3 separate regions of the Homo sapiens genome follow, and all the other regions are linked to region 3. Evidence: chromatin loops called from intact Hi-C (ENCODE). Cell type or tissue: endothelial cell of umbilical vein. All regions are shown on one strand.

What was found. A loop is a pair of places that touch in the nucleus more often than their neighbours do. Peaks named below come from ENCODE experiments on the same cell type or tissue, not always from the same donor. Only the 100,000 strongest peaks of a DNase experiment are listed, where the experiment ranks them.
Region 1: it touches region 3 in a loop (8-fold over the local background); 2 of 110 quality-filtered maps call a loop at or near these places.
Region 2: a loop joins it to region 3, with 3 times the contacts of the local background. A loop is called at or near these places in 2 of 110 quality-filtered maps.

What each region holds. Positions count from the first base shown.
Region 1 is chr15:95,730,112-95,738,111 of GRCh38, reverse strand. No RefSeq gene overlaps it. Among named protein-coding and RNA genes, the nearest start is that of LINC00924, 300 kb to the right of the region's middle. In endothelial cell of umbilical vein, no CTCF peak of the experiment used is centred here; a DNase peak (open chromatin) is centred at 3,271; H3K27ac peaks cover 1,686 bases.
Region 2 is chr15:95,300,002-95,308,001 of GRCh38, reverse strand. The region is part of intron 1 of LETR1 (lymphatic endothelial transcriptional regulator lncRNA 1); the gene reads left to right. Among named protein-coding and RNA genes, the nearest start is that of LETR1, 23 kb to the left of the region's middle. In endothelial cell of umbilical vein, no CTCF peak of the experiment used is centred here; DNase peaks (open chromatin) are centred at 3,351, 5,011, 5,591, 6,801 and 1 weaker place; H3K27ac peaks cover 5,829 bases.
Region 3 is chr15:96,155,122-96,163,121 of GRCh38, reverse strand. The region is part of intron 3 of NR2F2-AS1 (NR2F2 antisense RNA 1); the gene reads left to right. The region is part of intron 1 of LOC112268156 (a long non-coding RNA gene); the gene reads right to left. Among named protein-coding and RNA genes, the nearest start is that of NR2F2-AS1, 170 kb to the left of the region's middle. In endothelial cell of umbilical vein, no CTCF peak of the experiment used is centred here; DNase peaks (open chromatin) are centred at 2,071, 2,641 and 3,951; H3K27ac peaks cover 765 bases.

The DNA.
Region 1 (8,000 bases), 430 kb after region 3:
TGGGCAGAACCTTCTCTTCTCTTTGCATGCTTTTCTACCTTCTCTACTTCCTCACCTTCTCTGACTATACAACCCCTTTTGTATGACTCCTCCCTGTCTAACTAAAGGGTTGCAGAATGAGAGATGTGTTTGTTCACACAGAGACATCACTAATAATGGGATTCCCTTATGTTGTGGCACCTGAGGGCAATCAGTCCTTTCATCTCATCTCAGCTGGGCAACATACAGATGGAATAGTTTCTAACTCAAGATAATTGTCTTCAGTGTTGGTAATTGCAGGTCATGGAGTATAAAGATGAAACTGCCAGCGAGGTGGCTCACGCCTGTAATACCAGCACTTTGGGAGGCCGAGGCAGGTGGATCACGAGGTCAGGAGTTTGACACCAGCCTGGCCAACATAGTGAAACCCCGTCTCTACTAAAAATACAAAAATTAGCTGGGTGTGGTAGCATGTGCCTGTAGTCCCAGCTACTCGAGAGGCTGAGGCAGGAGAATTGTTTGAACCCAGGAGGCGGAGGTTGCAGTGAGCCAAGACAGTGCCATTGCCTCCAGCCTGGGTGACAGAGCAAGACTCCGTCTAAGAAACCAACCAACCAACCAAACAAACAAAGAAACAAAAAAGCAAGCATCTTTACCCAGTATCTCAAGATCTCCACAGCCTGGAGTTATCATATATTTCCAACTTTATCTTCTACCATTGCCAACGTAATACTTTTTCTCTCCCACTCTGTTCACTAAGTATCTTTTGTTGCTCAACATGTGGGCTAATGTTAATACTCAACTGCCCTTTGCTCACCCACTGCCCTGAGGTTTGCAGGGGCTCGAAGGTATCCCTGGCAACTCCACTGTGGTCATTGTCTTTCCACTGAATTTCCCTGGAACTCACTCCATGCATCATTTGACATTAACAATTACTTTGTGATCTGCCCTTCTACTTTTCCATGTTACCCTCCACCAATCCTTTTGGGCTGAGAGTCCTCCAAGGGAAGACGTGAGATCCCATACCCTCTGTAATGACCAAAGCCCCTTGCTTATTGTAAAGGCTAACTATCCTTAAGTAGCTGAATAATTGAAGAGTCATTAGATGAGGAGCAAGGAGGAATTAACACTTTTGAGCACTTATTATTTTCCAGGCACACCGCCAAGCATTTCACATTTGCCCTTTATTACTTTCTCAGAATAGTCCTGGGGGTGGGTCATCTTCCTCACAATTTATGTATGTGAACACCAAGACTCTAAGTTCGGTGCCTTGCCTAGAGTCAGCCCACTGGTGAGGAGCAGGCTGCACAGTCCATGCTCACCATTGAGTCACACTGCATTGACTAAACAATGCTTACAGCAGAAATGTGTACACCGTTGTTCCCTAACAGCCAGTTCTACATGGAGTGGCCAGAGTAATTTTGGTAAAATATAAAGGAGATAACAGCAGTCTCAGGTTCTAAACCTGGCAATGGCTTTATGTTGCACTTGGGATAAAATCCACATTGTTAAGCCCAGTCTACATTGCCTGGCTCTCTCTGGTTCCTGATTATCTCTTGATATGGTTTGAATTTGTGTCCCCACCCAAATCTCATGTCAAATTTGAGGAGGGGTCTGGAGGGAGGTGATTGGATCATGGGGGTGGATTTCCCCTTGCCGTTCTTGTGGTAGTGAGTGAGTTCTCATGAGATCTGATGGTTTAAAAGTGTGTGGCACTTCCCCCTTCACTCTCTGTCTCCTGCTGCCATGTGAAGAAGGTGTTCGCTTCCCCTTTACCATCAGCCATGATTGTAAGTTTCCTGAGGCCTGCTTCCTGTTAGGTCTGTGAAACTGTGAGTCAATTAAGCCTCTTTTCTTCATAAATTACCCAGTCTCAGGTAGTTCTTTATAGCAGTGTGAGAATGGACTAATACATCTCTATCACCTATATCCTACCTGACAGATCTCTCTTCCTCATATGTTGGCTCTCTCAAGCCCCAACCACAGTATTCTTTGTATTAGTCTTCTCCTGTCTCAGGTTAGTTTGTCCTCTCTTTCTGAAATATTATTCCTCCAGTTCATTGCCTGGATTTCTCCTTTACCTCATTAAGATCTCAGATACATTACCTCTTCCAAGACGACTTCCTTGACCATTCCTATCTATAGTAGACCTTTCCCCTCTTTTACTGTCTATCCCTGTATCCTGCCTTGGTTTTCTTCTTAGAATTTAATCAGGACCAGACACCACTTCGTGCAGGTATTTGATAGTTTGTATGGTTCCATCACTGTCCTGCAAGTTCTGAAGTTCAGGGACTTCTCACATCTTATTTATTTCTGTATCCCCAGCACCTAGAACAGTGTCTGGCACTTTGTAGGTTCTCAATAACTCATTAAATAAATATCCAATAACCTACCATTCCATTAGGGCCATCTGAGCGATTGGGAGCTGGCTTCAGTCTTGATGATTAATTGGATTGTTCATTTTCATATACAATAAAGGGTGTCATGTAGGTTTCATAGAACCATATCATTTGAACATCTAATCAGGACATATGGTCCAAGGAAGTGTAGTTTTATTTAATGGGAGAGAAGTTTTGAGATAGATTGTCTATGAGAAAGCTTAAGGTCTAAAGTGGCTGTTTCATTGCTCAGCATTTTTGCAAGGGGAATAGATGTCACAGTGTCATTCTCCTTGATTCAATTACATCAGGATATAAGGTAAGAAGCCACATTTTAAAAAGGAAACTAACATGTAATGAGCGATGAACAGTCACTGCTCCATGTACCTTACATATATTTCCTCATTTAGTTTCCATAAGATAGATATTCTTCTCCCCAACCAACAGATAAGTCAAGTGCCTTGTGGTTGAAGCACTTGGCCACAGTAATACCTGCTCCGATTGGTAGAGCTAACATTGGTACATATGACTGTCTAGTCCTGAAGCCAGAGCACAAAAAATGGGAACTCATCCAAACCCACACATCTCTTTATCAGATATCCCCACTCCATTCACTTTCCCCAAAGTCACACCCCAATTCCAGCACCTCCCCTTCCCCTCCAATACACAAAAGTACACACACACAACAAAGCAACCTCAAATCTATGGAGGACAGCCAAGGATTTGAGGCTGAGGTTTCCTGTGCCAAGCACTCTCCCACTAAGCTGGGAATATAACACCTTCTTTTGACTTCAGTAAAGCTTCAACACAAATCTTAAACCTCATACACTCCTTTTAATCTGATTGTTACCATCCTGTGCAGTGGCAAAGTAAAGAAAGGACGTGCTTTTAAAATGGGGACACTAAGAAGATATAAGTAGGATACACAAAACACACACTTAGAGCAATTCTCAATGGGGTTAATGCATGATCTCTCCTGACCACACTTCCTCCTTCCTGTCTCCCTCTTCCTGTGCAGTAATAAGTAAATAAATGAACCAACAAGCCGCACTCTCCTATGTTTTCTTTTGAGAGAATAATATAACCTAAAAGTTTAATTGTTTCATTTTGCCCCCGCTGAGGAAAGCAAGTGCACCTACTTATGAGTCACACAGAGAGGCGATTCCTTTATATATATGATTTCATTTGTCTTTACCATGGGCCTTTAAATGCAGGCATTAATGATAAAGAGAATGCAGCTCAGAGGGAGTTCACTTAAGATGAAACAGCCAGTAAATAACTCAACTGGGATTCAAATTCAAATACGATGATTTCAACATCCACATTTTTCCACTTTCTTCTAATATGCAATAAATAAGTAAGCACATGTAGGTTGGGGCATAGAAAGTTGACTTTTTAAATTTGTTTAATTTTAATAAAACTCAGGCTACAGTTAAAAAAAAAAAAAGGAGGCAGAGAGTGGTAAAGATGGCTGCCTTGGGCACACATGGTGTCACCAGGACACGTGTTGAGATGACATCTCAACAGCTTGTTGGAAGGCAGATATTTCTGTATTTTACCTGCTGCCTGACCCACTCATGCAGGCCGGCAGTAGTTGACACAATCAAGCAATGAACTGCCTGACAGGAAGTAGCTTCTGTGCACTTCTATGCTCTCTGACTGGGAGAGGGGACTTCCTGGTGAGTAAAGCTAACAGCAGATGAATTAGTGCTTTTTACCAGCAGGAGTTGTGGACCCCTTCGTTTCTGAGGTGAAACCACCAAATACCAACTCAATCATGTCAGTGCTGTGACACCTCTTTGTCACAGGTTGACATGGGGTTTCTGAGGGGAAAGCTGGAAAAAAGCGGATATGAAATAAATGTTTATCAAAGCACATAGGGGAATAAAAGACTCAATTCTTTCTTTTCTCAAAATTACCTGAGGTGACAGACCACCAGGGAGCTGAACAGTGCAGAAAGTTGGGAACTTGGTTAATTCTATCGCGTGGCTGACTGAAACCTACACGCCGCCCTCCAAAGAACCACGCAGCCATCAACAGTCTAGTTTTCCTTCCAAGTGGCTGACATGGAAAATCAGACACAATGTGCTTCCCTGAATGCCCCAGATTCAGACAGACAACTTGAAAACATAACTTACAGATTCATTTCTGTCTCAATTTTAAATGAGGGCTATTTGAGACATTAAAAAAATTTTTTTCCCTTCCCATTTTTTTTATGAGATGAATGAGCTCAGTCGTGAGCTTAATTCTTATTTCTGGTATAGAGATTCTAGTATAACTGTCTTGTAGAGTTAACTTCAGAGTCGACTCTTTTCCTTCCTCAACTTCACGCAGTATGCTTCACCGTGCTACTGATTTAAAACATAATTTGATGCCATCCTTTGCCATAACTGTTGAATCTGAGTGATTTCTTGAAGTCTGCACCCTTCTTAATACCAAATGTGCAGATGCTAAAATGACAACTCTCAGGTCAGATATTAAAATGTACAACTTCTCCTACTCTTGTAATGCTTGGTTGATAGGCAGTTATTGTCCTGAAAACCAGTCATTGGAGTTGAAAGATAAATATTATTTCATATCTTATTGAATAAAATATATTATATCACAGGTGATGGAGACAGATTGACTCAATAAATTCTAATAGTGTATGCTGAGAAATAGTTGCAATAAAAATGCTGATGACTTCACACAGGGAGAATATTGAATGTCATTAGCATGCTATTTCCTCTGTTCTGATCTCCCTGTCATGTTCTTCACACTGTTATCATCTCTATCAGTGGATTTTTCTTTGGTTTATTGGCATGAGAAAAATGGCATATTTTAGTGTTTTAAATTATCCAGTACTTTACTGATTGCAGAAACGATGCAGTGGTGTAAGATATGGGAAATTAATATAGGATTTTACATTTAGCAAGAGCATCAGCCTTACTTGAAAGGGCTGGAAAAATGTGAGATACCACTGAGCTCTACAGTCTGTTCTCATCATGAAATTTTCTCCAAATTCTCATTTTTTCTCATTTTTATTAACTGGCTCAGTTTAGGATAAATGGAGAATTTTTCAAAGAGATTAGCTTAAAGAATTTATGAAAGAGCTTAAAAAGTTAGTTTTAAGAAGTTATTTTAACAGAGGTTAGTGACATAGATCTTATTTCATGAGATGCAAGAAGATATAGGTAATGGAACTTCTAAGGTTTGTCTTAATTTCTATTGTTTTGTATATTACTTGGGATAGGTAATAAACACATGTAATCCTGACAGAATTTAACACTTAAGTCAAAACGCCTAAATTAATCTATAAGATGAGTATTATGTTCAGAGAGTGGTAACCAGCAGTTGATGGTGAGTCCCTTGTATGGTGATGCCTTACAGAGTACTAACCAAGATCATCAATTCCAATTATTCCTACTCTTCTCTCCAGAAACCTGTGGAAATGCCCTCAGGTGACATAGCTTCTTGAATTAACCACAAATACCCAAACTGAAAATATTGCAAACTGAAGTTTTTTTTTTCCTATAAAAACCTATTCTTAATTTTCTTCCTGTCATCCTTATCTCAGTGAGTGACACCATATTTAATTTGTGACCCAAACCAGACTTTCACATCATCTTTGTCCTCTGCTTCACCCCCACCCTCCACAAGCAAGCAATTACCAAAGGTAAAGGTATTCCTTCCACGTTTTGTTTAGAATCTATCCAGTTCTCCAAATCCTGTTACCATCTTAGTTCAGGTTGTTACCATCTCTTTTTTAGATTGTTGCAATAAAATTTAATTCTTCTTCCATCTTCCAGGCCACCCACCTCCCACCCTAATATCTCGTAATTCACCACATTGTGGCAAATCTGATACTACCTCATTCTGGTGGAAATTCCTTCAATGGTTCCCCTCCATCTTCACCACCTTGTCCCAGGGGTCCATCAAATGTCTCCAAACACTTCTTGCCTTTACAACAGTAGTGAGGTCTTTTTTTGTTGTTATTGTTGTTATAGACGGAGTCTTGCTCACTCCAGTCTCTCGGAGTCTTGCTCTCACACAGGCTGGAGTGCAGTGGTGCGACCTTGGCTCACTGCAACCTCCACCTCCCGTGTTCTAGCAATTATCCCGCATCAGCCTCCCTAGCAGCTGGGACTATAGGTGCATGCTGCTACACCCGGGTAATTTCTTTTGTATTTTAGTGGAGACAGGGTTTATCTTTTAATGTCTACTTTAAATCAATAACTACAATATCAAAATATTGCCTCTTTAAAAATGGAATGTTTTGAGAACCTACAAGAGCAACATGAAATTCAAATATTTCTGGAGTTTGTGGATATCTGATAATGCTTCTTATGGGCTGTCAATCACACCTCCATGTCTTACTTCAGTGGTTATAGTGTGCAAGCAAATTATTTTTATTCTTAGACTTATTTCCTTTATGTCTATAAATTATTAATGAGATAAAATACTATTGATTAAAGAAAGGAAGACTAAAACAGTGATGTAAACATATAAGTTAATCAGCAGTGTGAAAATATAATTGTGCAATGAGCTTCAATAGATTGTTCCAGCTGTATTTATTCCATCATAGTTTGTATGAACTAGAGTGAGATGTAGATAGTGATTCAAAACCCAAGGTTACAAAAGAAAAGTATAGCAAAAAATACTCCATTTATTATGTTTTGTCTTTTAATTTATTGATAATATAATAATCTATCTGCTCCCAGAATATTTTGTTTGTAGAAATGTGTCTTCCAGTAACATCCAGTAGCTCATAATTTAGAAGCAAATTATAATGTTTATAAAACAAATGAACTAGTTGTGTGTTTGTGTGTGCACATGTGTGTGAAAAAGACAGAGAGACAAAGACAGAGATTTCAAATTCCAAAACTGCCAGTCAGATCGTGAAAGTAGATTTTTATCTACTCTTTATGTTGTAAGAAATAGTTCACTTTCAATCTACATTTTATTATACATCCAGTACAAAAAGCCATATGGGGAAATTATTTGCTAACAATTTTTTTACATAATTAATTTTCAAGTAAATAACAAGAGTGGCATTTGCTCTTACATGTAATTACTGTTAATAATAATTATAATGGGATGCTAACGAGGGATTTTTTTGTCTCCTTTTGGGCCAGGGCCCCAGTTGTTGAGAAAAATATAATGTTCTCAGAACCCTACCAGCCTAAGTGGAAGAGCTGAACTACCACATCAGGATGTGATAAAACTCATTCTGCCAGCATCGTTCATGACGGATCTCCAGACTGTAAGAGAACAGGTTGACGAGGCAAAAAAGTAACATATCTTTAGGGAGTGGAGAGAAGTATTTTTCTTACCTTTGATGCAGTGAGTGAAAAATCTTCAAGTATATTGTTTCTTAGGATTTGATGATGTCTCACCACCACTTGGAGACATCTGAAAGCAAAGACAAGGATATTCTATGACTTCTGCAGAACATTGTGATAGTGCAGGTTTCTCAAAAACCAAGTGTAGGCCCTTTGGGAGAAGTTTTCTGGAATTTTCTGAAAAAAAATAAAAATAAAAAAAAATAAAAGCCCCCCAAAGAAGGCCACCTAGGAAGCTGAGAGCACCCAGAGAAAGGATGGCCATTTTACTTATGGTTTATAAGACGGTTTACATTACTAAAGAGAATTAGAAGCCCTAAAG
Region 2 (8,000 bases), 860 kb after region 3:
GTATATATATATGTATGTGTACGTATACCAATATATGTATACACACATATATTTTTTAAATTTACAACATGCTATCAGATTGCTTTTCCAAAATGCAAAAAAGTCTTCAGGTTTTTACAAGTGATGTATGAATGTACCCTTTTCTGCACATTTCTGCCTGCAATTGGTGATTTTTTAAAAAAAAAAATTGCCAACTTGATGGATGTAAAGTGATACTTCACTGTTTTGGTGCTTTCATTTTCCTGCCACCAAGTGAGTTTGACCATCTTACTTGCTTGTGGGACATCTAAATTGGCACTTCTGTCGACTGTCTCCTCACAACCCGTGCTAACTCTTCTATTGGGCTGTTCACCTCCATCCTGGCATACGTTAGCTATTAACCCTTTTTCTCTATTACTTTTATATTTTAAAAATCTTTGTTTTAGCAAAAAAGACAGAAGATTAAAGGATCTGAAATTCATTCAACGATAAAAGTGCTTAAAACATTCTATCTTGGAGAGATTTACATTTTAATTGGTAGCAAGCTTGAAAAGAAAAGAATGAAGATCTTGGATACTTCTAATCATCAAGGAAAGGGTACAAATCAAACTGCTCTGATGGCCTGATTTGCACTTCTTCTACAGGTATTGAATTTGCACACTGTAGTGTTTGGTTACATAACAATGCGGAAAAGCTGAGTATGCTTCTCACTACTTTAAGTACTTCATATAAGTGGAATCATAACGTATTTGTCTTTTTGTGACTAGGCTATTTTATTTAGCGCAATGTCCTCAAGATTAGTTTGTGTTGTAGCATATGTTAGAATTTCCTTTCTTCTTCAGGCTAAATAATATTTCATTGTATGTTGCCATGGACTGAACATTTATGTCCACCGAACATTCCTGTCTTGACGCTCTCCTCCCAATGTGATGGTTTGGAGGTAGGTTCATTGGGAAGTAACTAGATAAGGAGGGTGGAGCCCTCATGAGTGGGATGGTGCCCTATAAGAGGCCAAAAACATAACTAGCTCTCTTTCAACCAAGAGAGAACACAGCAAGAAGTTGGCTGCCTACAACCCAGTAAAGGGCCCTCACCAGAACCTGATATGCTGGCAGCTTGATCTCTGACTTCCAGCCTCCAGAACTGTGAATAAATTTCTGTTGTGATATTCTGTTATAGCAAATAAAACTAACTAAGACATATCTATGTAACACATTTTGCTTATTCATTTATCCATCAATAGACACCTGGGTTGCTTCCACATTTTAGCTATTGTAAATTATGCTGCTGTGAACACTGATTTGAACCCATTTTTTCAGGACCTTTTTCTCAATTCTTTGAAGTATATACCCAGATGTAGAATTGATGGATGATATGGTAATTCTATTTTTAATATTTTGAGGAACCACCAAACTGTTTTTCACAATGGCTGTATCATTTTACATTGCCACCAAGAATCTATAAGAATTCCAGCTTCTCCACATATTCACCAATACTTGTTATTTTCTGTGTTTTTCTTTTTGATATTAGCCATCCTGTGGGTGTGGGATCGTATCTCATCATGTGCTTATTTGCCATTTGTATATCTTCTTTCAAAGGACCTTTTGTTACAAGGTTGCCACAGGCTTGTCCCCACAAAAGGAGCTGCTATTCAGGGATTTCTTTGTCTGTTTGTTTGTTTGTTTGTTTGCTTGCTTGCTTGTTTTTTCATGAGATGGTTTCTTGCCCTGTCATCCAGGCTGGAGTGCAGTGGTGCAAGCAGCCCCAAACTCCTGGATTCAGGGGATCCTCCCATCTCAACCTCCTGAGTAGCTGGGATTGCAAGCACACATGATCAGGCCTAGCTAATTTTCTTTTACTTTTATTTTTTTGTAGAGACAAGATCTCCCTTCATTTCCCACGCTGGTCTCAAACTCAAAAAGTCAGTGACAACAAGAGGTCTATGGGCAAATACTCTTCTTAATCTCTATGTCATCTGGCCATTGGTGCCTAATGTGGTCCAAATGTAGGCTCTATCACTACTTGAATAAACTTGGACAACTTAGATATGATACTTACCTTATAGGATGAACCTTGACTTGCTTTTCTGTAAGATTAGAAAAATACCTCCAGAAGCTGTTAGTAGGATCAAGCATTAAATGTACATGAAATTATTTTGAAATGTCTTTAAAACAAAGAAATGCTACTACTTTGACAACTTATCAGACAAGGCCAAATTTCATTCTGTGAGCTGGTAAGACCTGAAAAGTAATCATTCAACCCCTTGAATTGAATGAGTGAGAAAAAGATAGCAATTTAAGTTCAGTTCCTTAAATATGTTTACACATTATAGAAAGCTCTGCTTCAGTAAAGCTGTCAGACTTGGCTGTGCTAGGATGGTCCTACTGAAAGGGTACGATTCCTAAGATAAGGTTTCGAGCAATCAAATCTGCTCCCATTCCCCCATCCAAAATTTCCAAAAGCACAGATGAACTACTGGCCAGTGAATGCATGGACAATCAGCCTTTTATAGATGAGAAACGAGGTCCTCATGGGGGTGACAGGCAGTCAGAGCTTTGGCCAGAACCCCTAAACATGGCCCACGTCGTTCTCTGTACTTCCTCCTTATGATAGACAGGTGCTTTTTGTACCCAGAAATATTGTTTCTGCCATTTGCATTGTATTTTTTAAGGCTGGGATATAAGTAATAGAATTAAATCCGTTGGTAGGCAAAGTGTGCTATGAATTGTGGCAGTTTTCTGAAGAATTTAAGCCAAGAGGATATTTTTGGTTTGACTAAGTAATATAATTCAGGCCAAAATGGCTTCCAAATTTGAATTTCCAAAAACAGTGATAGTTCACCACTTCACTTGGCTGACACAGAGAAGGCGATCCCAACTTCTAAGATGAAATGAAACTTCTAGGAAAAATCAAAATCAGCCACTACATTTTATCTCTGGAGGGCATGGGAGGAAGAGGCAAGATAGGGATCATTACAACGTTGTAATCTGTTAGTCATCCAAAAAAAAAAAAAAAGAAAGAAAGAAGGGAAACGTTTTCTCTATGTTCTATAAATTCTATTCCAGCTGCATAAACTGCACTAGAACTGAACACAGCCTCCACTAAAACAAAATTTTAAAACAACAACAACAAAAAACTCATAAATGAGCTGGGGACCACTTTAATGGCAAAGTGGTCATAAACCAGTGTGTTGGAATTTCATCAATATGACATCATTCCCAATGTGACATGGGAGAGCCCACCCTCCATTTCCCTTCCAACTATCCCTCTCACACGCCCCCTTTCCTCTTAAAGAGATGATGAAGCTGCCTGCGCAGCACAGAAGGATAATAAAAACCTGTATCCCTTAAGCTGAATTCAGCCCAATGAACTGCACAAACAGCAATAACCAAAACAAAGCTAGCAGGAAACGTTTGCACACAGCATCTGTTATGATCGCATAACCACGAGACAGCTGTTTAATCCCAACTGTTAACATAAGATCATTTGTGTGTTTGAAGAGCGATCCCATTTGGATTTTCCCCTTTATTTATTTATTTTCTAGCTTTTCCAAGAGTGAGACTTTCTCAGCTGTAGGATGCAATTTGTGTTTCTGGTTTTTTCCACTTTCACCCTCAGCTTCCGAATGAGAGGGGTGGTGTGGTTTCTTAACTATAAATACTCAGAGGGGAAAGAGGACGGCTGTGTGGTCTCCTAGCTGAGCAGGGCACAGCCCTTTCTCAGCCTCCGGGGCCGGCTTTCTGCTCCCCAGAACATTCATAAACCATTCTGGTCAGATTATGGGAAAAGGCCCTCACATGAAACGCATCTGGTGGTCTCGGCCAAATTCTAGTGAAGCTGAGTTTTCTCAGCACCACCCAGGATTGGAAGCAATCCTTGTAAAGTTCAGTTCCAAAACGCGAAAACAAAGTCATTAGGCTCACAATTGCTGTGAAAAGGTCAATGAAGGATGTCAGCAGTTTGGGTGGCCTGTGTGAGTGCCCACATTGGAAGCCTGAGCAGGACACCTAGATAACTTATGATGGTGAGGGCTATGATCAGACTTTCTTTTTTTCCATTTACATCGCAACTCGCTGCCTGCAGGCTCCCCAAATGTTCAGTAGAGAATATGCATGCTTTACTGTTGAATTGCAGCCAACGTGTCACACAAGTGGCTGATGACAGTGACAAGCAGTACAGAGCTGCCCATGTGGTCCTTGGGCGAGAGGAATTGGCCATGAAAATTTGGACAAGCATTAACCTTGAAAGCTGCCTGAAATTAGCATTACATAAATCTTTCTTCACATCCTCCATCTTTTAATATTTCATCCCAGCAAATCCTCCATTTTGATCCCAACAGGATGATAACATGTATAATATTAAGTTTATCTTTCCAGGAAAAATGAAGCTCAAGGCCTTCTAAAGCTTGAAAGTGAATGTCTTAAACCTGATTCTTAGGGCAAGTTCATTTCTGGGTCATATGAACCTTGGGAATAAAAGGGACTTTTCACTTCTCACTCATTTTCCGTTATAACTTTTTAAAAATATAAATTGTTTAAGAGAAACTTACATCTCTTTGAAATGAGAAATATCACGATAATAGTTTCTGAATGACCTCTGAATTTCTCTTAAATATAAGAACTTCTTTTATTCTCTCTGGTGGTCCCACCTCCTCAAAATTATTGCTCTTTGCTCCATCTCTTTCCCCATAAAGAAAAATTATACACAATTTTTGTATGATTCTATTTTGTATTTTCTATGGAGACTGTCATGGATATTAATTTCCTGAGATTTACTAAGAAATACAAAATCTATCAGTGGGGGCAATCGTCAAAAAATTCAATGTTTAGGTCAGTCTATGGCGTAATTTCTTATCATACTGAGATAAAATTTTTTTTTACTTTTAGCCTGGCATTCTTATCACATGCAAAACAGTTTGCATCCCATAGCAAGGAGAGTGAATGACCGTGGTCCCCTTAGATTATGGACATCCACCTTAATGTTCAACTTCCCCTACACGGGACAAAATCACCAACATCTTTAATGAGAGAAAATCCTTTATCGACTGATTCATTTCCATGTTTTGTTTCTGCAGCTAGACGGGATATCCTGTAAGGTGGTGAAAAGGGAGGGAAATTTAGTACTATCCGTTTGTGATTTGCCATCATCATTACTATTATTATTATTTCTACTCTCAAGTTAGTATTATGTTTATCTACTGATTTTCATATATAAAGTCTGTCTTTGGTAAATTCTTTTTCCTTCTCTCCCTTCCCTTTCTATATTACTTCAGAATTACTTTTGGCAGGATTTGGAGAAGAGTTTATCTTTGCTACATAAAAAAGTCATATCTTTTAATATTTGCCACTTTTGTTAAAACTAAATAATCAATTAGTTATTATGTACTCTGAGTTACTGAGTGAAAACCGTAGTTAAATTTACTGGCTTTATTTAAGCATAGGGCCAGTTGGGAAAATAGTTTTGAATGATTTTAAAAGAAGAGGAACTACCTATCCAAGCTGGAGAGAGAGAAATCCCAGAGTGTGAGTAAGCACAGAGAAGTTACAAGTGTCTCTTAGATGCTCACTAGTCGGCAAAAACCAGGAAATACATCTCCTACTGTTTTGTGATCACCCCTGGTTACTGTCGTAACAGGAAGCGTAAATGAGAGGCAGATGATGTGAGAACAGGACTTTCAACTGGGCACCAAGCCTTTCACATACCACACCCACCATGATACTTACCTTGGCAAAAAGATCCCAATTAGTCTACCACACTCATGCTTGAAACCAGCCACATTTACTTCTTATTATTATTTTATATGTATGTATGTATATATTTATTTATTTATTTTTGAGACAGAGTCTTGCTCTTGTCACCCGGGCTGAAGTGGTATGGCACGATCTCCGCTCACTGCAACCTCTGCCTCCCGGGTTCAAGCGATTCTCCTGCCTCAGCCTCCTAAGTAGCTGGAATTACAGGTGCTCGCTGCCACACCCAGCTAATTTTTGCGGTTTTAGTAGAGACAGGGTTTCACCATGTTGGCCAGGCTGGTCTTGAGCTCCCAACCTCTTGATCCACCCGCCTCGGCCTCCCAGTGTGCTGGGATTACAGGCGTGAGTCACCGTGCGTGGCCTATTATTTTTTAATATCTTACACTTTTTATTGAGATAAAATATACAGATACAGTATACCGTCTCTACCATTTTTCAGTGTACAGTTCAGTATTTATGTTCGGTTTTTTTTCCCATCATCCTTCCATCCCCCTTACCCTTCCAAGCCTCTGGTAACCACCATTCTACTCTGTCTTCATGAGATGCACTTTTTTCATTCCCACATATGAATGAGATCATGTGATATTTGCCTCTCTGTGCTTGGCTTGTTTCACTTAACATCATGGCCTCCAGTTCCATCCAGGTTGCTGCAAATTACAAGATTTCATTTTTTGTCTAGATTATGCAGATCTCTTGCCTTTTTGTCAAATACAAAATGCTACATGTCAAGGTAGCATACATCTTTGAAACAAAGCTTGAGGATTTGCCTATTATATACACTTTAGTGTTTCACAGACCCTAAGACCGGTCTTGGCAAACAACCACTCATCAACAAATTATGATCTTAAAAACAAGCACATTGGAAGTGAGGATAGGTAGAAAGAAAATTGTTCAACATCACCAGGGGGAGAAAAGCACTGAGAAAATTAACCAACTCTGAATGAACCAAAGACTTTGTTTTGCAAGGTAGATGGTCCCTGTGCTTCGATCTACTTATTTTTTGCATAATATGACTCGTAGAATGGCAGTCTGCTCTCAAATTAGTCATTTTGAAAGTAAGAAACAAATACATGAGCAAACAATCAGCCAAAAAATACCCTAAGTAAACAGACAATGGAAATGTGGGCTTAGGAATGTGGACAGTGTACCAGTAGGAAACCCTTAGTCCTGCTAGTCTGCAGTGCTAGGAAATGCCTCACTCTGCATTCCTTGGCAGTACGATCCATCCTTTCCTGGCAAAAGTCTTTCTCTCCCTTCCTCACCAGATTATAGTTCCTACATCCAATCCACCTCCTGCCTGTCCCCGGGATCCCTGATTTTTCCTTATGGGTCCTATGTCCTATAGCCTGTGTGGCTGTGACATTCAGGGTTCCAGCTTTGCTTTTTTCTAATCTGTATTTGCCTTCAAGATTGGACTAGAAGCCAAAGGGAGTTTTTGTTTACCTATTATCTACTCCTCTGATGATTTCATAGTAAGTCAATTTTCCGTGTGACTCCTTTTTTTTTTTCTTTTTTTTTGAGACAGAGTCTCCCTCTGTCACCCAGGCTGGAGTGCAATGGTGTGATCTCAGCTCACTGCAAGCTCTGCCTCCCGGGTTCACACCATTCTCCTGCCTCAGCCTCCCCAGCAGCTGAGACTACAGGTGCCAGCCACCATGCCCAACTAATTTTTTTTTGTATTTTTAGTAGAGACGGGGGTTTCACCGTGTTAGCCAGGATGGTCTCGATCTCCTGACCTCGTGATCCGCCCTCCTCGGCCTCCCAAAGCGCTGGGGTTACAGGCGTGCTGTGTGACTCTTAATCCTAAGTGCTACCTAAGAACTTATTCAACATCTTTTAATATAAGACATAGGATGTAAAATTAGGAGCACCCCCAAAATTTGCCTTTCACACGTCATTGGGAAGGCTTGTATCTGACTTAAGTCTTGGAAAAAGAACATATTTGCAATCTCTTCTAAATTATTGGAAAAAAATTAGAAAATATTTACAACCTCTCTTGTCTACCTCGTCTTCAAGCCATCTCCTCACCCCACACTCACTAACATGCGTGCACTATGGGGGCAAATATAGTGCATAACCAAGACTGGCTCACCTCTATTTGCCACCTGTAAATTCAATTTGGAATAACAGCATAATATGAACAGTATATTTAATTTCACTTATTAGAAAAATTCTGGCCAGGCGCAGTGGCTCACACCTGTAATCCCAGCACTTTGGGAGGCCGAGGCAGTGGATCACTTGAGGTCAGGAGTTTGAGACCAGCCTGGC
Region 3 (8,000 bases):
GCTTTTAAAAAAATATATATATATATATAATAAAAGTGAAACAAAATTGCTACGGTCCCTCCCAAGGCATTGGAAGGAATCTGCATAGGAGTCGAAGCTCAAGCTTCATTAGCTTCATGCTAAATCCATCTGTATTCATGTATCAAGCCCGTCTCTATTTTTTTCTTGTTGCTAATAAAGAAGAATGACCTGGCAACAATGAGGAGTGGCATTTTTTTAACTTTGGGAAGATCAATCTTAAATTACACATTAGTGTATTTAAAGATTATTCTCAACCTAAAAACAGAAAATTAAATATTGTCATTGATGACACAGAGACGACTGAGAAGTACCTTTTAGTTAAATTCTTTTTCCCTTGATAAATTCCAAGGAGGAGTTGCTGGAACCAAGTTTTAGAGCTCTCACCAACTTTTCTTGGTTGGATTTACAGAGGTCAAAGTTTGGAGTGCAACTAGAGAGGTTAGCAGTTCACTTTTCCCAGACCGCCTGGCTTCTCATAGCTTAATCTCTGGGCACAGCTGCTGTGAGCACACAGTCCCTGGGACTCATATCTTGCCCTGCTCCTGGCCTGATGACAAGACTGGGAGGAACTGTGGGCAGGTAAGGCCAAAGGGAACCTCAGACCAATATTTCTCTGGAGGGCAGAGGGACAAACAGAATCCAGAGGTTGGGATCTACCTTGGGGACAATGTCTCAGAGTCCAATGGTTGCAATGAGATGTGTTGTGAGTCAGAGCTAGGGAGGGAAACAGCAGGCACAGGGGATGTTGAAAGGTCAGCCAGGCAACGGAAACCAGGGGTCAGGAAGAATTCTGAGCTATGATATCAGTTGGCATGCATGGTGGGGCAGGTATTCATATCAAAATCAAGCAAGTTTCATTTTTCAGGATCCAAGATCTTCCTGCCTTCCTTTCCTGGTAGGACTCAAGGGATTCTTCCTGGGCTCATAGACACTAGGTGTGAAACCATGCAAAAGGACAGGAAATGGGTGTCACTCTTCTTTATTGAGGAGATTCTGGAATTATTTTTACCGGAGTTGATTAGAGAATAAAATGTGGTAGTCAAGATCAGACCTGTCCTCTCAGGCTCTTTTCCTTCTAAGACAGGAGAATCTTCTGAGAGGTTCCCATAGAAGAGAACCCTCACGCTGCAAGTATCCAGGATACACATTCTGATTCATGCGAGTTCTAAGAAAATCTTTATTTTGGGACATTTGAGGCTTGTCATCAAAGAACTCTAACTTTCTATCTCCCATCTATCTATCTATCTATCTATCTATCTATCTATCTATCTATCTATCTATCATCTATCTGTCTTCTTTCTATATATTTTCTATTTTCTATATATATTTCTATTCTATATATTTCTATTTTTTATATAATATATATGTGAGATATATATCACAGAGAGATGTATTCTTTTTCTCTATATATATATGTGGGAAAGTGTTTTGTAAATGGTGAAGAACTACTGTTGTTATAATCCCATTTCTGTCCAATGTAGATGCTGATTTTTATCTTGCTTGATAATTGTTTTCAGGTGAGATTATATCCGATAAATACTTTTTAAATTCCTTTTTCTTCTGTTTCCTTTCTGTTTGTTTTCTTTTTGCTTTTGTTTCTTTAGTTTTCTGGTGAAAAATGATTCCATTGGAAATTTTATATCAGAACAAGTGTTTTCAGAAAAGGAAGGGATTCTCAGATTTAAAGGAAAAAGTTTCCCTAAAAGTCAGAGCAGCTAGAGCTACTAGGAAACCCCTTTATCTAATCAATCAAGTCTTAACTATAACACACTCAACCGATGCTTGGGTAGAATATAAATTCCAAGTCACATGAGGTCTTATCAGTTATAATACTGAGAAAGAATTAGCCCCTCTGTTTTGGTAAGATGATAGCTGTGGGCTAATTCGTTTTTTCTTGATATATTTGGGGGATTTGAAAACTTAGGAAGTAAACAGGTTATTTTGTTCAGGGAACCTTTTCTGAAAGAGTTACCAGGGTTCATCTGATGCCATTAGCTTTGCCAGTAATTTCCATGATGTCAAGGGCACATGGGAGATTAAAGAGGGATTAAGACCTGCTTGCACAGTCAAAGCATCACAGTAAATTGACTTGACTTGGCAGGCTACACTTCAGGTTGGCACCTTTTCACCACCTAATCATATACAATCCAGGTTTGCAGTGTTAGCTAGGCTACTTTCACAGAGGCCAAGAAATGTTAAGCAGGCAAGGTAGGAGGTGAAAGTTGCTGGGAAGGAGTGGATGGACTTCCAGGAGAATGCTCAAGGCCAGGCTGCCACCATGAGCTGCCGAGGAGGATTAAAACATTAAGGAAAATGCTTGTTGTTGTTGTTGTTCTTTTTTCCTCAGAATCTTTCAAAAATGAATTTCATTTTCTATTTACCCTCCTTCCACCCGCTCCCAAGTTTTCCAGATATACGTTCCTCTTAAAACCTTTTTAATCGCTCAGGTTATTATCAACTCTTCTGCAAAAGGAATCAGGTTTGCCCAGGAACTTCACTGAATAAAGATGAGTTTATATCTTAAAAAGGAAACAGCTGGATGGCAAAAGCCAGGGCGGGAGGCAGCTCTTGTTTCATTAGTGAAGGGAAACTCGAGGGCCCGGAGAGAACAACTGGGCTGGCAGCCACGGCGGGGAGAAGAAAAGGAAACACACGATCATAAAGAACTAATCATGAAAAATGGAAAGTGAGAAAGAGCCAAGAACAACAAGCAATAAATAGATTTGGAAGGGGGAAAAAGATGAGGAGGAATGAAAAGCTATGCTCAGGAAAGAAGCAACAAGAGCATGTGCGTTTCATTTGAAAAAAATTAATGATTCTGAAAATCATTAAAAAGTCTTAAGGAAAATGTTTTAAGATAGCTTTTCAGACCCAGGTTTTATTTCTATGTGTTGTTTCAGAGTCTATTCCAGTGCATGAAAAAAAAAAATCATGTGGAACTAGTGGGAGAAACTTAACATACAATGTGCCTGAGTGATTGGTTTCCCTCTGCTTTTTTTTTTTTTTTAATGATTTCTGCCTGATGGTGGGGAATAGAAGCAATTAGTTTGGCTATGTAGGATCACTGATAAATCTGGGGATTCTAAGATTAACTCATACAATTCTAGTCGTAATTAGAAATATCAAATACATTTTCACCTGTGCAGTAATCACGTAATGTTCATTTATTTGTCATGAGGGGGTGATGATTCAGCACTCACAGGTATATCTTTAAATATTTTCAGACGAAATGAGCATGGATTTAAGGAGGAACTAAGAGGAAAACCGGATCCTAGTCTGTCCTTCATCTTGAAAGAGGACTATTGGTCATGTTCATATATTTTATCATGTTGAATCTGTTCATCGAAACATAGCCAATAGTCCAGGCAAGCCTAGAGAGAAGATATATGTATATATATATATATATATATATATATATATATATATATACACACACTATTTGAAGTTTCACATCAGTTACAGATAATACTTTACAAATTAAATGTTGTTGGTCTTTTATTTGGGGGATGCCTTATTAGCTTTTTAAAAATTAGTTTTTAATAGCAGCATTTGTTTAAGAAGGAAGAAAAAATGCTTGGTGGTACCTTCTGGAAGGTACATTAATCTTGTTAATGACACCACAGTTCATGGTTGGCAAAACAGGACTTTTGAATCAACCTGTATTGTGTGTGTGAATGTGTATGTGCTTGAGAAAGAAGGCCAGGGCACTAAAGATACATGAGAAGTGCATGAAGACAGGATGCAGGATTTCCTATGATTTTATGTTGTTCTTAATTAGGAAGCATATTGGCAGCAAATGCTAACATGTGTTAGGATGTTTAGCTGAAGCCAAATAAATGTTTTCTATTACAACTCTGAATTCCATGCCTGGTCGGAACCCGTGCTTTTCTGCTCATGGCTTACAAAATCCCGTTAAAAGTCATCTCAAGGGCCAATTTTCTGTTGGCTCACAGAGCAAAATGACTTTCACCACATGTTTTCCTGAAGGGTTATCTACAACTCCGGGTGGAAGTCAAAGATTGGAAGAGGATGACCTCTGATCCTGGAACTGCATTGCTTGGTGGTCAGGAGGGGTTCTTAGTAAGCAAACTCAGTTTAATCCCAGAGTCGGAAGTGGGTGTCAACAAGCCAAAGCAACATCCTTTCAGCTCTGCTGCTTTTTTGTCTTGGTGGAGGAATAGCCAATGGAAGAAGATGGAGAGTCCGGACCAAAAAAAAAAAAAAAAGATGAGGTAAAGTAGCTACACTTGTGTACATAAGGAACCATGTAAAAGTATGCTATGTATGTATGTATTTATTTATTGTTTTGAGACAGGGTCCTGCTCTGTCACCCGGGCTGGAGTGCAGCGGCAGGATCTCGGCTCACTGCAACCTTCACCTCCCGGGTTCAGATGATCCTCTCACTTCAGCTTCCTGAGTAGCTGGGACTGCAGGAAGGCCCCACCATGCCTGGCTAATTTTTGTATTTTTAGTGGAGACAGGTTGCCATGTTGCCCAGGATGGTTTCGAACTTCTGAGTTCAAGTGATCCTTCCGCCTTGGCTGGCCAAAGTGCTGGGATTAAAAGTGGGAGCCACCGGGCCCGGCCATTTTTTTCTATCCACGTCTTTTTCACTGCTGTGTCTGAGAAATTTTACACGCTCTCATATATGTAGCTGAAATGATGCAGGAGTTCCCCGGCACCAGCCGCTTGGTACTCTCATTTATTAATATCAATAAATCAATGAAGCCAGGTTGCAAGGCATTCTTAGGTATTCATTCACCATGCTAGGACCGCATTGCCTGGAGCTCTTCAGCAGTTTTTCACTGCAAGGCCTTCACACAAGCTAGTCCCTCTTTCTGGAACATTCCTCTCCACGTTTTGCACGGCCTATTCCCTCGCCTGGTTCAGATCTCTTCCCAATTGTCCTTTCTCCTCCAGCTTTCCTTGATCCCTTCATCATTCTTTCCTCTATTTGTATTTATTTATTTTTGTTCATTGTTTTCTTCCCTCCTCTAGAATGCCCATTTCAAGAACGAAGGGAATTTATTTTGTTTTCCCTGCTGTGCCTCAATGCCTAGGACAGTGTGAAGAACATAGAAGGTGCACAACTAATAATTTATTCACTGAATTAACAGGGCCAGGGTGTTTTTGTTACTTGTTACAGATGTGTGTGTAACATTTTCAAAGCCTTGGAAGTTATTAAATCACTTTCCCGCATTTTATATGCAAGACTCCTATTATTCTTAATAAGAGTCAGCTGTACATCTAGACTGCATTAAAAAATAAGCAAAACTACATTTTCCTTGGCCTTGTAAACAATCCCACATGGTATATGGGCCAAAAAAGGAAAATTAACAAAAAAGGGAGAATGTACCAAACCATATTCAGTTAGTAAAAGGGGATGTTTTTCCATATTCTTAAATGAAGATCTTTTACCCAATATATCCAGTCTCTCATAAACCATGAAATGAAGTGACTGGGTATCAGAACTAATTTTCAGAAGAAAAACTGTCATCTTTAAAGCAGTAAAATCTTCATAAAACTGTGTAAACTAATTACTGGGTTAAGTAAAATCACTGAAATATATCAGGACCTTCAAATGTCTCCAGGGCAGACATAATATAGTAATTCTCTAATAGTCACTCTGGGGAGATACTGTAATGGGCGGGATGAAGTCATTGTAATATTCTCATTTAGTTTGGGTCCTGAGACTTATAAAGAGAATACCGGTGGCAGACTGCACATACGGAAGAGATGCCTATTTATTTCACATGATACTAGCTGGCCTTTCCAGGCTGTGGATCATGAGCTCAGGGGAGCCCAATGGAGATGGGCATACTCATTTGTTCTGCAGAGAAGATATGCCGAATGTTTCTTCTCATCCCTCCTCATCAAAGAGAGTGGAAAATATTTTGTGTACAGTATTTTTTGCTTTAGGTTATTTAGAAGCCTTATGTATATTAGGTTTTTACATGTGAGCAAATAACTAAAAACAAGAGCAGGACCTACCAGAAGCTTCAACAGAACAGACAGACCATGGAAGACCTCATGTTCTTTTGAATTAGTGAAAAGCTATATAGTTTAAGTAGGTATCTTGGTAATCTAGGATAAATCACAAGGATTGGGTAAACTCAATGGAATATTGAAGGTTTATTTTATTAGGTAATTTTATATACATTTAGGCCACGTGCAGTGGCTCATGCCTGTAATCCCAGCACTTTGGGAGGCCAAGGCGAGTGGATCACTTGAGGTCAGGAGTTTAAGACCAGCCTGGTCCAACATGGTGAAACGCCATCTCTATTAAAACTACAAAATTTAGCTGGGCATGATGGCACTTGCCTGTAGTCCAGCTATGCTGGAAGCTGAGGCAGGAGAACTGCTTGAACCCAGGAGGCAGAGGTTGCAGTGAGCCAAGATCACACTACTGCCCTCCAGCCTGGGCTACTGAGTGAGACACCGTCTAAAAAAAAAAATATATATATATATATATATATGTATATATATCTGTAATGTGACATTGTTTTCTCAAACCTCAGACTAATCTTATGCTCAATATGGAAGATAATCATAACTCATCACTCTGGATTATAACTGCTTACATATGTCTTTCTTATGAGATAATGCACCTTGAAGGTAAGGACTTCACTTTATTTGCTTCATTCTCCAGTGTCCAATTTGTGGAATGAATGAATGACCCTTAACAGAAACCTGACTGTGATTCCCTTCACTATTAACTTTTCCTAGAGTTATGAATTCCAGTTAGAAATTTGTTCAGAAAATCACTTGTCCTTAGGAATATAATTTCACAAGACACACAAGTTGATTTCCTTATAGTCTATCATGGTGATTTCTACCCTGGCTCAAGGCTGTGATTCATGAAGAAGAGTGGTAGGAACCAGACTTCTTAAAAGTGGTGAGCATCAGGCCACAATCTCAGAGGATAGTGTATGAGGAGTAAAATTGGGAAGACACATTCACATTTACCCAAATGGCTTGCACATTAAAAGCTGTACACCCTCCCCAACTCCAATTAACTCAGAGGGAAATCTTTGGGCGGGTTTGGTTCTCTCCAATGTGTGTGAGCCTGCAGTTGCCTGGCTGGCTCCTGTGTCCCTTTGGAATTGATAATGAGGTTCAAGAGAGAGGAATAGTCCTCACTAAGCATGTCACCCCTATTTAGCACCTTTTCCAGGATGGCAGCCACTATTGTTTTATTATGTCTCTGATCAGCTGTCACTATTCATAAAGTAATCACTGCCATTAACACATCACGCCTCAAGCCATCTGCTGCAGCATGGCACACACAGAGCTGTTGGTTGCAAGCAAAGCAGGTGTCACCTAAAAATGACAGTACCACAGTAAAGGTGGGAGGTCATCATGGTGAAAGAGGATATGTCACGTCAAGTAACTCTATTTTTTGATGTATTATAGTGCAATGAGCAATAGTATTTCTTGCTCAATTTGCAGAGGCTAAAATTAAAACTTCTTATTTGAGATACTTTTTTTCAATATTGGTAAGTCATGGAGACAAAAAATGTCATTGAAGTTCTTAAAACAATAGCATCTAGATTGTGAATGAACTCTTGCATTAAATTTGCAGTCAAGTTTAAAGCATTCTTGAAGAGATCTGATCCATCAAACCTTTATTTGACAAGTGTTTATTGAGCACATATTAAGTGACACTGACATGTGGCTGGCCCACCCGAAATATACAGTTGCTACGTAAAACAAAAATCACAAGTAATGTGTACAGTGGAGATTCCTGATCCCAGCTGCATTTTTGACCCTTGGTCAGTCCCTAACACTTATCTTGATTTTGGATAATTTTTTGGATAGTTTTCAGTTTTAACAGGATCCATATTGATTGGATTTTCTGTGGATGTGTTGGAAAATAAGCTTGCATTGGAAAAATACAATGATTTCATAAAGTCTGTTAAGAAGGACAATATCTTTATAGGACAATTAGTTCTCTTGACCACCTTCATTGTAAAGGGGCT